Regions from separate parts of the Homo sapiens genome. Here region 2 is linked to region 1. A link is a contact called in ENCODE Hi-C data. All regions are on one chromosome and are shown on one strand. Each heading gives the region's core, a stretch centred on a gene start or an enhancer-like site at or near the end of the contact. The rest is flanking DNA. Distances are from core to core; before and after follow the strand shown.

What was found. Hi-C counts contacts between places; a loop is a spot of excess contacts on that map. Pooled maps may share reads with other maps.
Region 2: a loop to region 1 is called in a pooled map, with 2.4 times the contacts of the local background. The contact joins the enhancer-like site here to the promoter of TNFSF11 in region 1. A Hi-C loop is called at or near these places in 2 of 37 single-sample maps with no recorded cell type and 1 of 50 pooled maps.

Annotation. Positions count from the first base shown.
Region 1 is chr13:42,570,797-42,578,044 of GRCh38, forward strand. TNFSF11 (TNF superfamily member 11) reads left to right here and starts at 3,356. Exons shown (of 5, transcript NM_003701.4): 1 at 3,356-3,726. The coding sequence starts at 3,508. RefSeq lists a silencer at 3,294-3,663 and an enhancer at 3,754-3,953.
Region 2 is chr13:43,041,788-43,048,428 of GRCh38, forward strand. The region is part of intron 1 of DNAJC15 (DnaJ heat shock protein family (Hsp40) member C15); the gene reads left to right. Among named protein-coding and RNA genes, the nearest start is that of DNAJC15, 22 kb to the left of the region's middle. RefSeq lists enhancers at 1-118, 3,811-3,860, 3,961-4,020, 4,362-5,037. Within about 2 kb of position 3,889, at least 16 of the 41 ENCODE cell types and tissues checked have a DNase peak (open chromatin) inside an H3K27ac peak, as active enhancers do.

The DNA.
Region 1 (7,248 bases), core at 2,106-4,605:
TCTAGTAGTAGTTTAAAGCATTATCTTTGCCTAAGAGCTTTCGCTGACTCCCCACATTTGCATTGTACTAAGAGTTTTCTCTGACTCCCCACATAGGTCTAGACCCTAGTATTATAAGATTCTCATTGTACTTGCACTTTGCCTTCAAAGTACTAATCACGGTTTTGTTAGTGATTTGTGTGATGATTTGTTGAATCTTTTTTTTTTTCCCACTAGGGTGTAAGCCCCATGTTCCATCTTGATCACCATGTTTCTAGCCCAGTGCTGGCATATAGTGGGTTCTCACTAATATATCTGTAGAGTAAATGAAGAAATGCATGAGTGACATGACAGGAGAATTTAAGGATGCCATGGGAGCATAAAACAGAGGGAGCCACCTGGGTGAGGAGAGCTGAGAAAGACTTCTGGAGAGGCGACATTTGAGCTGAGAAAGGAAAGACAAGTGGGAGAGTCCTCCAGGTGTAGAAGTTGGAGAGATGAGCGCTCCAGTTAGGTAGTATTTGAAGCTGATGTAGAAAAGGAGTCTTGAGCCAGCTTGTGAAGGACTATTGGAGAGTTTTATTTTTATTTTTATCTTTTTTTTAATTTTTGAGACAGAATCTTGCTTTGTCTCCCAGGCTGGAGTGCAGTGGCATGATTGTAGCTTACTGCAGCTTCGACCTCCTGGGCTCAAACAATCCACCTATCTCAGCCTTCTGAGTAACTGGGACCAGAGATGTGCACCAAAATGCCTGGCTAATTTGTTCATTTTTTGTAAAGATAGGGTCTCCCTATGTTCCCCAGGCTATTCTCCATCTCCTGGGCTCCAGTGATCCTCACGCCTCGGCCACCCAAAGTGCTGGGATTATAGAAGTGAACCACTGCGCCTGGCCTATTGAAGGTTTTTAATCTTCAGAGTTTCGACTTTATCAACAACACTTAGAAGCCACCAAAGAATTGCAGGTATGGAAATGACATATACTTTTGCTTTTAGAAGAAAATCCTGATCAGTGTGCACAGAATTCTTCAGGGGGCAAGTGTGATTCATTCTGATAAGATATAGCATGGCTTAGACTGGGAGACTGGCAGAGGCTTTGAAGATTTCTTTGCTCAAATTTTATTCAGCAAGTATTTACCATGCACCTACTATAGCAGGCAACATTTTTAGGAAATGGTGAATGTTACAGAGGTGAATAATACAGCAAGAGTCGTTGAACATATGGAGTTTATCTATTAGTTGGGGAGTGAATGTTGACAAAGGAATAAGTAAATACATAGGCAAGAAAGATACATTACCTGTGAAACAGCAGCAGGTAGACTGACAGTGGAGTATCTAATACAGCCTATGGAAGCCAGAAGATAGTGGGATGACATTTTTGGAGTACTAGTAGAAATGTCATATGAAGAACTCTGTAGGAATGTAACATACGGTCCCATATATGAAGCTCCTGGGTCAAGTATACCTGAACATAATTCAGGGATTTGAGGGACTTTCTTGTAACCTGAGGATCAAGATGTCAAGGAATTAAAAACATGTATAAAACATTGTTGTATAAAAACCCATTAAAAAGAATGGAAGACACTATAGTAAAATCATTGTGGGTTTAGTTGTTATAACACATTTTAAAAATCTTTGATCCCAATCAATATTTATAAGAAAGAAGAAATATGGAATTATTTCCTGAGTCAAGGAGCAGGGAGAGAATGAGGAAGAAGAGGAGGAGGAGGAGGGGGAGGAGGAGACAATAAACCTACTTCCCAAAGTTAACAAACAAAAAGTGGGAAGAGGTCAAAGACTACAAGGAGTAGAATTAACGTCAATTGTTTCTATGTTTGAGTCTGAAAATTTTTTGTCCCTTCTCCACCAACCTATATATTGATACACATATAAATGCTAAAGGCATTTTTGAATTTGAACAGATCATTTTCTTTGTATGGCTGCCTTTAAAAAAAATTCAACCTGGTCACTCTTCCTCAACATTTACTGAGGTCTAAGTGTTCAATTTAGAACACATGCTTTAATAACTCAGAGACCTGTCATTTGTCACAAATCTTGCCTAGAGAAATACTCATTAGCGAATTAGGCAGAAAGAGGATGCAAAATAAAAAGGCACAGTAGTCCCCTGATATCCATGGAAGACTGGTTCCAGGACACCACCAAACCCCTCCCCGCAAATACCAAAATCCATGGATGTTCAAGTTTCTTAACATATCATGGCATAGTATTTGCATTTAACCTACACACATCCTCTTGTACACTTGAAATTATCTTTAGATTATTTATAATACTTAATAGAATGTAAATGCTATGTAACTAGTTGTGTATCATTTAGGAAATGATCACAAGAAAAAAAGTCTACAGATGTTAGTCCAGACACAGCCATCCTTTTTTTTTTTTTCAAATATTTTTGATCTGTGGTTCATTGCATCCACAGATGTGGAACCCATGGATACTGTGGGCTAACTGTATTAATAAAAAAGTGGAAACATCCTAAGTTTCATGGGTGTTTAAATTGGTCAGCAACTTCCTTCTGAAGAAGTATCAGAATTTGTGAGCAATGTTAATATTTTTGTTTTCTCACTAAGAGCCACAGTTCTGAATAGAGGTTTTTAAAAAGCCCTAGCAAGGTTTCTTTAGCAATGAAACTAACATTTAACTGTATCATCAGCTTCGTGTTACATCTCTTTCCTGACTGTTGGGTGAGCCCTCCTCGGATGCTTGCTTCTGGCTACACGCCCCTTTACCCTTTTCTCTGCACTGTTTTCATCTTTATAAAGTCAGAGTTGGTGTCTATAGGCTCTCTACTGCCACATTCAAGACCTGCCTCGCTCAATGTCACCTTCAAGATGCAGAAATAGGGATTTGGGAAGGGGATTGTGAAATTTTCGAAGTCTTCCAAAATACTTTGAGAAACTATATTTGGAAGCACTTTGGGGGGAGAGGTTGGACAGGAAGGGTCTTCAGAGATCATCAAATTTAACTTTCTAAATCCTAAGGAGGAAACCGAGACTCCAGGATGTGAAGTCCCTTCTCTACCAAACTAGAATGGATGCAGGAGGAATGTCTGAGGTGCAATCCTTATCCTTTAGCAAAGGTGTCCTCTGCGTCTTCTTTAACCCATCTCTTGGACCTCCAGAAAGACAGCTGAGGATGGCAAGGGGAGTCTGGAACCACTGGAGTAGCCCCCAGCCTCCTCCTTGGAGGGCCCCCATGAAGGAGGCCCTTCAGTGACAGAGATTGAGAGAGAGGGAGGGCGAAAGGAAGGAAGGGGAGCCAGAGGTGGGAGTGGAAGAGGCAGCCTCGCCTGGGGCTGATTGGCTCCCGAGGCCAGGGCTCTCCAAGCGGTTTATAAGAGTTGGGGCTGCCGGGCGCCCTGCCCGCTCGCCCGCGCGCCCCAGGACCCAAAGCCGGGCTCCAAGTCGGCGCCCCACGTCGAGGCTCCGCCGCAGCCTCCGGAGTTGGCCGCAGACAAGAAGGGGAGGGAGCGGGAGAGGGAGGAGAGCTCCGAAGCGAGAGGGCCGAGCGCCATGCGCCGCGCCAGCAGAGACTACACCAAGTACCTGCGTGGCTCGGAGGAGATGGGCGGCGGCCCCGGAGCCCCGCACGAGGGCCCCCTGCACGCCCCGCCGCCGCCTGCGCCGCACCAGCCCCCTGCCGCCTCCCGCTCCATGTTCGTGGCCCTCCTGGGGCTGGGGCTGGGCCAGGTTGTCTGCAGCGTCGCCCTGTTCTTCTATTTCAGAGCGCAGGTGAGTGGCCACCTTCCCAGGGGATCGCGGCTGAGAGCGCCCATCTCCTTCCCCCGCACTTGGAAACTGAGTCTGGCGGCAGGGCTGGGCCACCCAGAGCTTGCATATTCCGGAAGGGAAAGTGACTCCAGAAGGGAGAGAGGAAGTGTTGAGTTTGGGGACAACCTGGCGCAGGGCTGTCGGGCGCACCCTGCTCTCTCTCCGCCCACGCACCCCAGCTTCTCGGTGCTCTGGGGGCGGACTCCCCTGGCCGGACGATGGGTTTGAATCTCACCCCGTCCCTTCGCTGGGAAACAACACTGGCCTCTCACCTTTTCTGGTAGTGATTGCATACTTTTTCTCCCTGTCATTTCTCACTTGAAGTTAAGAATCAACTTCTGTTCACGTAGGAAAAAAGATGAGCGCCTTCACTTGGGCATCTACCTTTCCCTTCCCGCCCACCACCCGGCGGGTTTCGGTTCCTGCGCCTGGCTGCTCTGCAGGTGTGCTGGGGCCACGGTGCTGGAGGGCTGCGCGGAGCGGGAGGTCGCGGTGCTCGTGCCCAGGTCGCCCAATGGGTGGGCAGAATGACACGGCGCGACCAGAGAGGCGCGGGCTCGGGATGGGGGCTCTGCGGCTGTGGCGCTGTCCTGTGGGGGTGAAGGAAGAGGGACAGCCCCACGTGCCTGCTAGGGATGTGGGCGGAGGAAGGAAGCGAGGTGAGTGTGATGGCACAGTGTTACTACAGTCTAGCAAATAACCAACCTTCGGAAAGATGAAGAGGTTTTTTGCACGACGGCTAGGAACTGCAGAGAGATAGTAGGAAGGAAGGGGTAAATTTGTAATATTATGCTTTCTGGTGGTTTATGCTCTTGTGTTTTCTTGGAAATTGCAGTGCAGTTGGTTGGATTCATTCAAATATTCTTGTCTGGTGCTGTGAACTCTTTCTCAGAGGAAGTGGGGGGCTGACTGTGCATTTTTTTTTATGGGAAAAGAAAGTTGGGTTTGGACTACATTCGTTTTCAGATTCAAAGGTGATTACTAAACCAAACGGGATGCATCAAAACATGGCATTGCTTGGATTGTATGGTTTTTTGACATGTGCCAATGTCTCGAACTCCATTACTTTTAATCATAGGCTTTTTGTTAAGTATTCATTATCCGCTAGTTTGCATTTTCTAGAACTAGTGTGATTACCTACTTAAAGTAGAAATGCAATGAGCCACACTTCAGAAAATCTGCATTAAATATAATCTACTCATTGAGAGTTTTGTTGTTTCTAAAAAGACAACTTTTGAGTGGTTTGCTTGCAACACAGATAACAAATCTATATGAAAGTGACTAAACGTCTTTCTTTCATTGGAGTGTGTTGCAATAAGAATGGCTTACCCATTTTCTCATCCAGCATTTTGTTAATAACCCCCATTTAGTGCTTGTGCATGGAGTGCCAGCGTTGTGCGTGGCACCGTCACCTGCGATGGAATGAGTTAAGAATCATTTATTCAACAGACAGTGTCCACTTACTATGGGCATGGAGCCAGATAGCAGAGTGGCCTAATAAAACCATTAAAATTCTTAGTCAAACAAAAGAGCAACAATCAGAAAAGGGATCAAAGATGCAGTAGTTCTCCACTGTTTATCTTTTCTAACACCTTCGGGATATGGCATTTTCATTGCCATAATAGTGAAGAGAGTGTCCAATGTTGAACGAGCAGTAGGAAATGAAGGAGTTCTAGGAACCATGAACAGCTTGGCTTGGCAGGAGCTGTGGAAATCGGTGGCATGGCTGTGTAGGAAAGAGTGACCTGCTGGGCTCTTGTTAGAGTTGTTCAGCTTTTCCCTAGGAATTCTCGGTGGTCCCCGTGGGTGAGGAGTCAGGGCTTTCAGTGATCTCCCATCATCCTTTAGCAGTCTTGATGCTGTATGGATGATAGTGAAACATTCAGAACCCCTTTTCAAAGTAAACGTGTGAGTTAGTAAGTCTAGCCAGAAAATATACCTTTGAAGAAGTTAATGTCATCAGACTTCTGGGTACGGTTTTCTTAAATACCATGAAAATTCGGTTCCTTTGACTTGTGCAAAATAATTTAGCTATTATTCTGAACCCAATTTTGTATTGCATTTTAAAAAGGCTATCTCCTTCAGTAAAGAAAAAATATTAGGAACAATGTGTTCATATGAATATACCACTAGATCGGGATGCATTTTACTGGATATTGTGTCTACAATTGTTACCCAAAGGAGTCCTAATCATTTTGAGATACATTCTGAAATATTTACAGATAAAACTGCTTTGGTGTCTGGAATTTGTTTCAAAATAATTTCTGGTTGCTTACAGATGAAAAAAGATTTGCCATACATTGGTAATAGCTGAAGCGCTGATGCGTGCCTAGGGGTTCACTCTGTAATTCTTTCCCCTTTTATGTGTGTTAGAGATCTTCTTTCAAAGTCTTAGCTAAGAGAATAGTCTCCATTTGACTTGCCGCTGATTTAACATTTTCACTTATATCGGCTCTTTTGGATTGGAACTTGGTACCAAATAAATCAGTAGTTTTTTGATTCCCACTAAAGTTGTGAATCAACTATCTGAGGTTTCTAAATGCATTTGAATGAGAACAAACTATCTAGTAACATGTTTGTAGTTTACAGTTAAAAATGACGAATTAGTTTTATTGTTTTTGTTTAAAGGTGGAGAAAAGAAGGTATGCAAGTCCTCAAGGAAAAGCAGTTTGAGTTTTTAAATGCATTTAAAAGAATGCCCAGAATAGTGTAAAAATTACGGTGACGGTTAAAAAGTTTTGTTTTCTTAAATGTTTGAATAGATAAAATTGAATCAGCCTCCTAAATGTTTGCAGATTGCATGTGCCTAGATGTAAAAAATACATATCTACTAGATCCGGTGTAGCTTGGCTTTTCCCCCACCACCCTGCCAAAGAGAAAATAGTGTGTGGCTTCTGCTATATATTTACCACATAGTATTCATACTTTGGTTTACAAAGAAAAAAAATAAAAACCCTTTCAAAAAGTTGCTCTGTGTGTGTGTGTGCATGTGTATGTGTCTTTAACATCCATATAACCATATTCAAAGCTTAGGGTTTAGCTATAAAGATAAACTTTTCAGAAAACTGAAGATGTTTTGCCCTTTTAACTTCTTCCCTCGATCCCCCAATATGCACAAACCAACCTCCCTGGTTGTTTGTTACCCAGGACAGCAGTCACTACTGAAAATCTGATGTAGAGGTGTGCACTGCCTGTTTGAAAACACAGATAACGAAGTAGCACAAACGTCAAGCATCCTGCCTCATTTAACCCTACAAATGATTAAGTTTCAAGGAAGTTAAAAAAAATGAGACAGTGTATTTCGTAGGCACATTATCTGACAAATGCATTTTAACAGTCCATTTTAAGTCAGATATTCAAGATTTACTTAATGTTTTCAGACGTGTCTAAGTACAATGAATTCATTGGTTACTCAGTTTACTGTGACTTTTGGTTGAATTTCTGTGTTCCTCAATGAAGTGTAAGTTCCATGAAGACAGGGAC
Region 2 (6,641 bases), core at 2,639-5,138, 470 kb after region 1:
CATCCATGCAGTCAATTAACTGCTAACTTTTATTTAGCCTATGCTATATACCGGGAATACAAAGGTGAATGAAGCCTACCTCTTGCCTTCTAGAGGTTCATAGCATGGTGAGGGAGGGAAGTTTTGAAGTGTGGCCTGGGATCACAATGGAGGAGTAAGCTGGGAAGTAGTCAGGTGGTGATATTTAAATAGGTAAGACCATAACACTGACATTGATTTCTTTAATGGTTGGATGTTTACTTAATCCTGCTGCCTATCTATAGTGTAGTAGGCCCCCTCTTATCTGTGGGTTCTGTGTTCCAAGACCACCAGTGGATGCCTGAAACCATGGAAAGTACTGAACCCTACAGATACAGTATTGTTTTCCTATAGTACTGGTCCCTTCATACACAATGTTTTTTCCTATATATACATAATTATGATAAAGTTTAATTTATAAATTAGGTACAGTAAGACATTAACAACAAACAATGCAATGGAACAATAATAACTATAGTTGTAATAAAACTTATGTGAGTATGGTCTCTCTTTCTCTGGAAATATATTATTATAACCATGGAAAGCAAAACTGTAAGAGAGGACTACTATAGTTTTGTTTCTTCCTCCTTCTTAGTAGCTGAGAAGCAATATAGAGCAGGCACTCTCCTGTGTTAGGGACAGGGATCAATCATAACATCTTTACATGAAGGGTGGTGAAACAGAAGGGCAGGAGTGCATTAAGAGTCAACTAGGATGGGGGGATATGACTCAAGTGCTCCAGCTCCCAAACTGAAAGCCAGCAGATTCAAAAGAGGGAGAGCTTATCTTGAGAAAAAATGTCATGGTGCCACATAAGGTAGGGACCAGCTGTGGTGGTGTAGCTGGCAAGTCTAAAATTTGTAGGGCAGGCCCACAGTCTGAGAGCTTTCAGATAGGATGAGATTCTTGAGGCAGTATTTCTTCTTCTTCAGAGAAACTTCAATTTTGTTCTTAAATCCTTGCAAATGATTGGTCCATATAGATTGGCCCACATAGATTATCAAAGATAAACTCCATAGGTGTTAGCCACATCTCCAAAATACTTTCATGGCAACCCCAAAATCAGTGTTTGACTAACTGGGTAAGCATAGTGTAGCCAGGTTGACACATAAAATTAACTGTCACCATGTTCCTGGGTTCAAGAACTTAAAGCCAAATATGCAACCTGGTTTGGCAAGCCTGTGATGAGTTCAGGGGCTGCAAGTGCTCTCCAGGCTGTCAGGAAGGACATGGTTGATGACAGGAGCAAGATTTTCTGACCAGTCACATTTATTCACATTTTGGTTTAAAAAAGCTGCTTTTTAAATTTGTTTATTTTTATTTTTTTGAAAGGCTCTGTCACTCAGGCCGGAGTCCAGTGGTATGATCTTGGCTCACTGCAAACCTCCGTCTCCCGGGTTCAAGCGAGTCTCCCCCCTCAGCCTCCCCAGTAGCTGGGACTACAGGCGTGTGCCACCACTCCCAGCTAATTTTTGTATTTTTAGTAGAGACGGGGTTTCACCATGTTGGCCAGACTGGTCTCGAACTCCTGACTCTCAGTTGATCTACCCGCCTTGGTCTCCCAAAGTGCTGGGATTACAGGCATGAGCTGCCATGCCTGACCTCAAAAGCTTCTTATATTATGAGAAAGTAGAGCCATGACTCACACTGTTATTTTGAGTAAATGCAAAACAGTACTTAAAAGATCATTCTTGTTATTATTTATTTACTTATTCTAGACCTTTTCTGACAGTGTGAAAAAGATTATTCTTAAAAAATCATTATCTATAGTGAAGATTTAACTTTGAGGAGTTTTTAATTATGCTGGAGAGTGGAGTAACATTCATTTGGGGTAAGCCTAAGAGTTTTGTTTCCTAACATGTTTGGCCTCTGATTTTGTTGTTTCGCCCTTTTATTTATTCACTAGTCTTGCTGTAGATACTAATGCTTGCCTGTGGTTTAAGAGAAATTAAGCAACTTAAAAACAGAGCAAATAGAAATGTAGTTAGCTTTGCCTTTCTTTTTTGCTTAATGTAAGGGTTTCGTGGGAATTGGTGTTTTGGGAGAAGTTCAAATGTATTTGCTTTTGGCAATGGAACAATAATGGTAAAGGTAGGGTGTCTTAATGTAGATTGGTTCAATTTAGATATGAAAGTCTGAAATTTATATTGGCTTGAAGATTTTAGGGCAGGATAATTTTATAAATTCTCGTTATTGTCATTTTATTGTGTCTGACACTTTTTCTTGAATGTAAATTCTCCTCCCCTCCTTATTCTAATCTGCATGTATAATACCTCTTTTACCCAAATTATATTGATTTGCCAGCAGTCTTTCTTGTTTCCTCTCTTTTTTTCTCCTTTCCACTTGCTGTTGTTTAAATTCAAAGAGTTTTCTTTGTGGAGACTGAACCTAATAGTAAGACAGCATAAAACACTGAGTTCAGCAGAAAGTGATTTGCTTGTGATTAACCCTTGAGAATTAACTCACTGCAAGATAACAAAGAATGAATGTTTTCCAAACATCTGGCTCATTCTTCTTTTCCATTAGTAGATGAGACCTCTCCATTTACCCTCTAGGTGTTAGGAATTCTCATACTGTTTCACTTAGGCTTTATCATACTCGTCACGGCATATTGTTAGAAAGTAAGTCCAAAAGAGAGTTCATGACATACCCTTTCTCTGCCACAGACCTCTCACAGTCCTTGCAGCAAAAGGCAGTTAGTGTCATTCTTTTAGTTGTTCAAGACAATAACCTTGACTCTTCTCTTTTCCTTTTAGTTGCTCAAGACAACTAAAAGGTCCTTTTAGTTCCTTTTGGTTGCAAAGACTTTATTTTCTTTGTCTTCCGAGAGACTTTTGGATATATTTACCTGGTCCAGGGTATTTTGAAGCATGACCATATGTTAGATTCTTAATTACGTTTAACTAGCATTGTCCATTATATTTTCTCATTTCAAAACCTTGACTCCATATCCAGTGTCTCAGCAAATCCTATTGGCCTTACCTCCGAACTCTATCTAGTATCTCACCACTTTCCTCATTTCCATCATTAATCGCTGTAGCCCAAGTGACCATTATCTCTTTCATGGATTATTTTAATAGACTTACAACTCATCCCCATGCCTCTGCTTTTCATCCTCTACAATCTATTCTCAACATGACAAGTAGAATGATCCTTAGAATTTTAATTGAAATAATCTTAGGCCTCTGCTCAAAACAATGATGTACTGTATCACTCGGAGAAAAGCTAGTCTTTATGTTGACCATATAAGGCCCAGCATGATCTGCTCCCCTTGTGACCTGTTCGACCTTGTTGCCTATTTTTTTCTCTTTCTCTTCCTGCTGTATGCACACTGGCCTTCTGGCTATTCGTTAGGCACACTGGGCACACCTGTGCTTTAGGGACTTTACACTTGTTCCCATTGCTAGTCCAAAATCTAAGGAATCCTTTTTCTTGCTTTAATTTTTTTCCAAAAGTCATTTTTTTCAGTGAAGCTTGCCCTACTCACTTTAAATTTGTTGCTCTTGTAGCAGGACAAGCCGCAGGCAAAACCTCTCAGACATCGAGTTGTAGAAGGAAGGGCTTTATTCAGCTGGGAGCATCGGCAAGCTACTGTCTTAAAATCCAAGCTCCCCGAGTGCACAATTTCCGTCCCTTTTACGGGCACACAACACTAAAGATTTTATATGAAAGGGTTGTGATTGATTGAGCAATCTAGGGGATATGTGACGGGGTTTCATGCACTGGTAGTCAGAGTGAAACAGAACAGAGCAGGGAGTTTCACAATGTTCTTCCATACAATGCCTGAAATCTATGGGTAACATCGGGTTCTAAGTCATGAGTTGATTTTTAACTACTAGGTTTAGGCCATGCAGGCTCGGGCGTGGTTTTGGGCCTGGGGCCAGGCTGCCTGTCTTTGATTTCACTTCCTTGTTTTTTTCTTAAAACAGGTACTGAGTATAAAATATAAAACAATGTGAGAGGGTCTCTCTCTTCCCTCACTCTCACCATACAAACACATACCTACTTCTTTATCTGCTTAATTTTTTTCCATAGCACAAATCACTGCGTAAAATAATTATATATTTTTCCTGTTAAAATTGTTTGTTGTCTGTCTCTCTTGCTAAAATGTACCTTCATGAGGATAGGGATTTTGTCTGATATATCCCTAGGGCTTAAAATCATGACTGGCACATAGTAAATACTGAGTATTTATTGAATTAATTAATGAACCAGTCAGAGATGGGAAATAGCCTTCAAGTGCCTGTTTGCTAAATTACCTAACCTTTTTATTGGGAGTTTATTTTCCTTAATGTTTGTTTAACAAATTAGTTATTCTTTCATGTTTTCCACATAACCTGTGGATTATCTTCATTTTTTTTTTTTTGTAAGGAAATTTACCAGACATAAGGTCCTAACTTTATTTTCTTTGTCTTCCGTGAGACTTTTGAATATATTTACCTGGTCCAGGATATTTTGAAGCATGACCATATGTTAGATTTTTAATTAAGTTTAACTAGCATTGTCCATTATATTTTCCCATTTCAAAACATAATTTCGGTCACCAGTATGGTACACATAAAATATGAGCTACAAGAGACATCTCGGTGGTGGTGAGAGACAGGACTAGTTGGACTTCCTAGGCCGACTAAGAATTCCTAAGCCTAACTGGGGAAGGTGACCGCACCTACCTTTAAACACAGGGCTTGTAACTCAGCTCACGCCCAACCAATCAGGTAGTAAAGAGGGCTCACTAAAATACAAATTAAGCTAAAAGCAGGAGGTAAAGAAATAGTCAAATCATATATCGCCTGAGAGCACAGGGGGAGGGGCAGTGATTGGGATATAAACCCAGGCATTGGAGCAGAGAGTGGGCAACCCCCTTTGGGTCCTCTCACATTGTACGGGAGCTCTGTTTTCATTCTATTAAATCTTGCAACTGCACACTCTTCTGGTCCGTGTTTGTTACGGTTCGAGCTGAGCTTTTGCTCGCTGTCCACCGCTGCTGTTTGCTGCCGTCGCAGACCTGCCGCTGACTTACACCCCTCTGGATCCAGCAGGGTGTCCACTGCGTTTCTGATCCAGTGAGGTGCACATTGCCGCACCTGATCAGGCTAAAGGCTCGCCTTTGTTACTGCACGGCTAAGTGCCCTAATCGAGCTGAACACTGGTTGCTGGGTTCCACCGTTCTCTTCCATGACCCACAGCTTCTAATAGCTATAATACTCACCACATGGCCCAAGGTTCAATTTCTTGGAATCTGTGAGGCCAAGAACCCCAGGTCAGAGAACAAAAGGCTTGCCGTCATTTTGGGAGCGGCCCACCCCATGTTGGGAGCTCTAAGACCAAAGACCCGCCCGTAACAGTGGTAAAGTTTCTTAAGATCATTTTCATGTCATTATACAAACTTTTAGAAAATGACGCTTTGCTAGATTTTGGAAATCCAAAGAAATAAAACACAGTCCCTACCTCCGGAAGCCTACATGTTGGAAGGGATTTGAAATAGGTAAATGAGTATTAACTAATGTAATATATATTACAGTAGAAAGATCTCCTGAGTACTATGGAGTACTGAAGAGTTTTGTTTGGGTGAGAGGTGAGTGAAGAAAGCTTTTTTGAGAAGATGAGCTTGAAGTTGATTGCTGAGTAAGATTTCCCAGGAGTAAAGCAGAGAGGAACAAAAGGAGTAAGAGTAAATAATATGAGAATGAAAAAAGGACCAACATGGAATGTCTGTGACGTTCACATAGGTGCTGGTTATTTTTCATAACCTTGTTTGAATCATTACGAGCATGTTAGGATACAGGTATTTGTATCTTAATTTTATAGATGAGGAAATGGGCCCAAAGAGAATAGCTTAGGATCACAGAATGTTGAATTGGAGCCCAGGCCTGATTAACTTGAAGCCCATGGACTTTCCATAGCAGCCCCATACATAGCATTCAGGTGTGAAGGAGTAGAAAGTATAAGGGGCTCATGCTTGCTGCATGGATGAAAAACTTGAAGGCTTATTTAGAAAGTAAAAGTTTAGTACGAGCCATGAGGAATGGGAAAGGGTACTAATTAATGATGAGGAAGATGATGGTACAGAGTAGGCTTGAAGGGCCAGCGGGCATCAGAAACCATAACTGTGTAATGATGCTATTTAGTGAGAACATAAGATTTTTCTTTAGCTAGACCTAGCAGTCTAGGATGAGGATTCTCTGTGGTAACTCTGCCACCATTTTGAAACCATTCGATTTCACTGACAATTTGCCATCTGTTGCTTTCTGCAGTGCTATTATGCATATGCCTGGAAGTTTTTAAATCCAAAATATTCATGCATTGTATATGGTCAGAGAGAATGCAGTGAAAGCTATGCTTTTTGTAATTTTTGACAAGTGTACTCTAAAGTAATGAATTTTAAAAACTTAGGCCGGGTGCATTGGCTTACGCCTATTATCCCAGCACTTTGGGAGGCCAAGGCAGGTGGATCACCTGAGGTCAGGAGTTCAAGACCAGCCTGACCAAAATGGAGAAACCTCGTCTCTACTAAAAATACAAAAAAAAAAAAAAAAATTACCCGGGTATGGTGGCTCATGCCTGTAATCCCAGCTACTGGGGAGGCTGAGGCAGGAGAATCGTTTGAACCCGGGAGGCGGAGG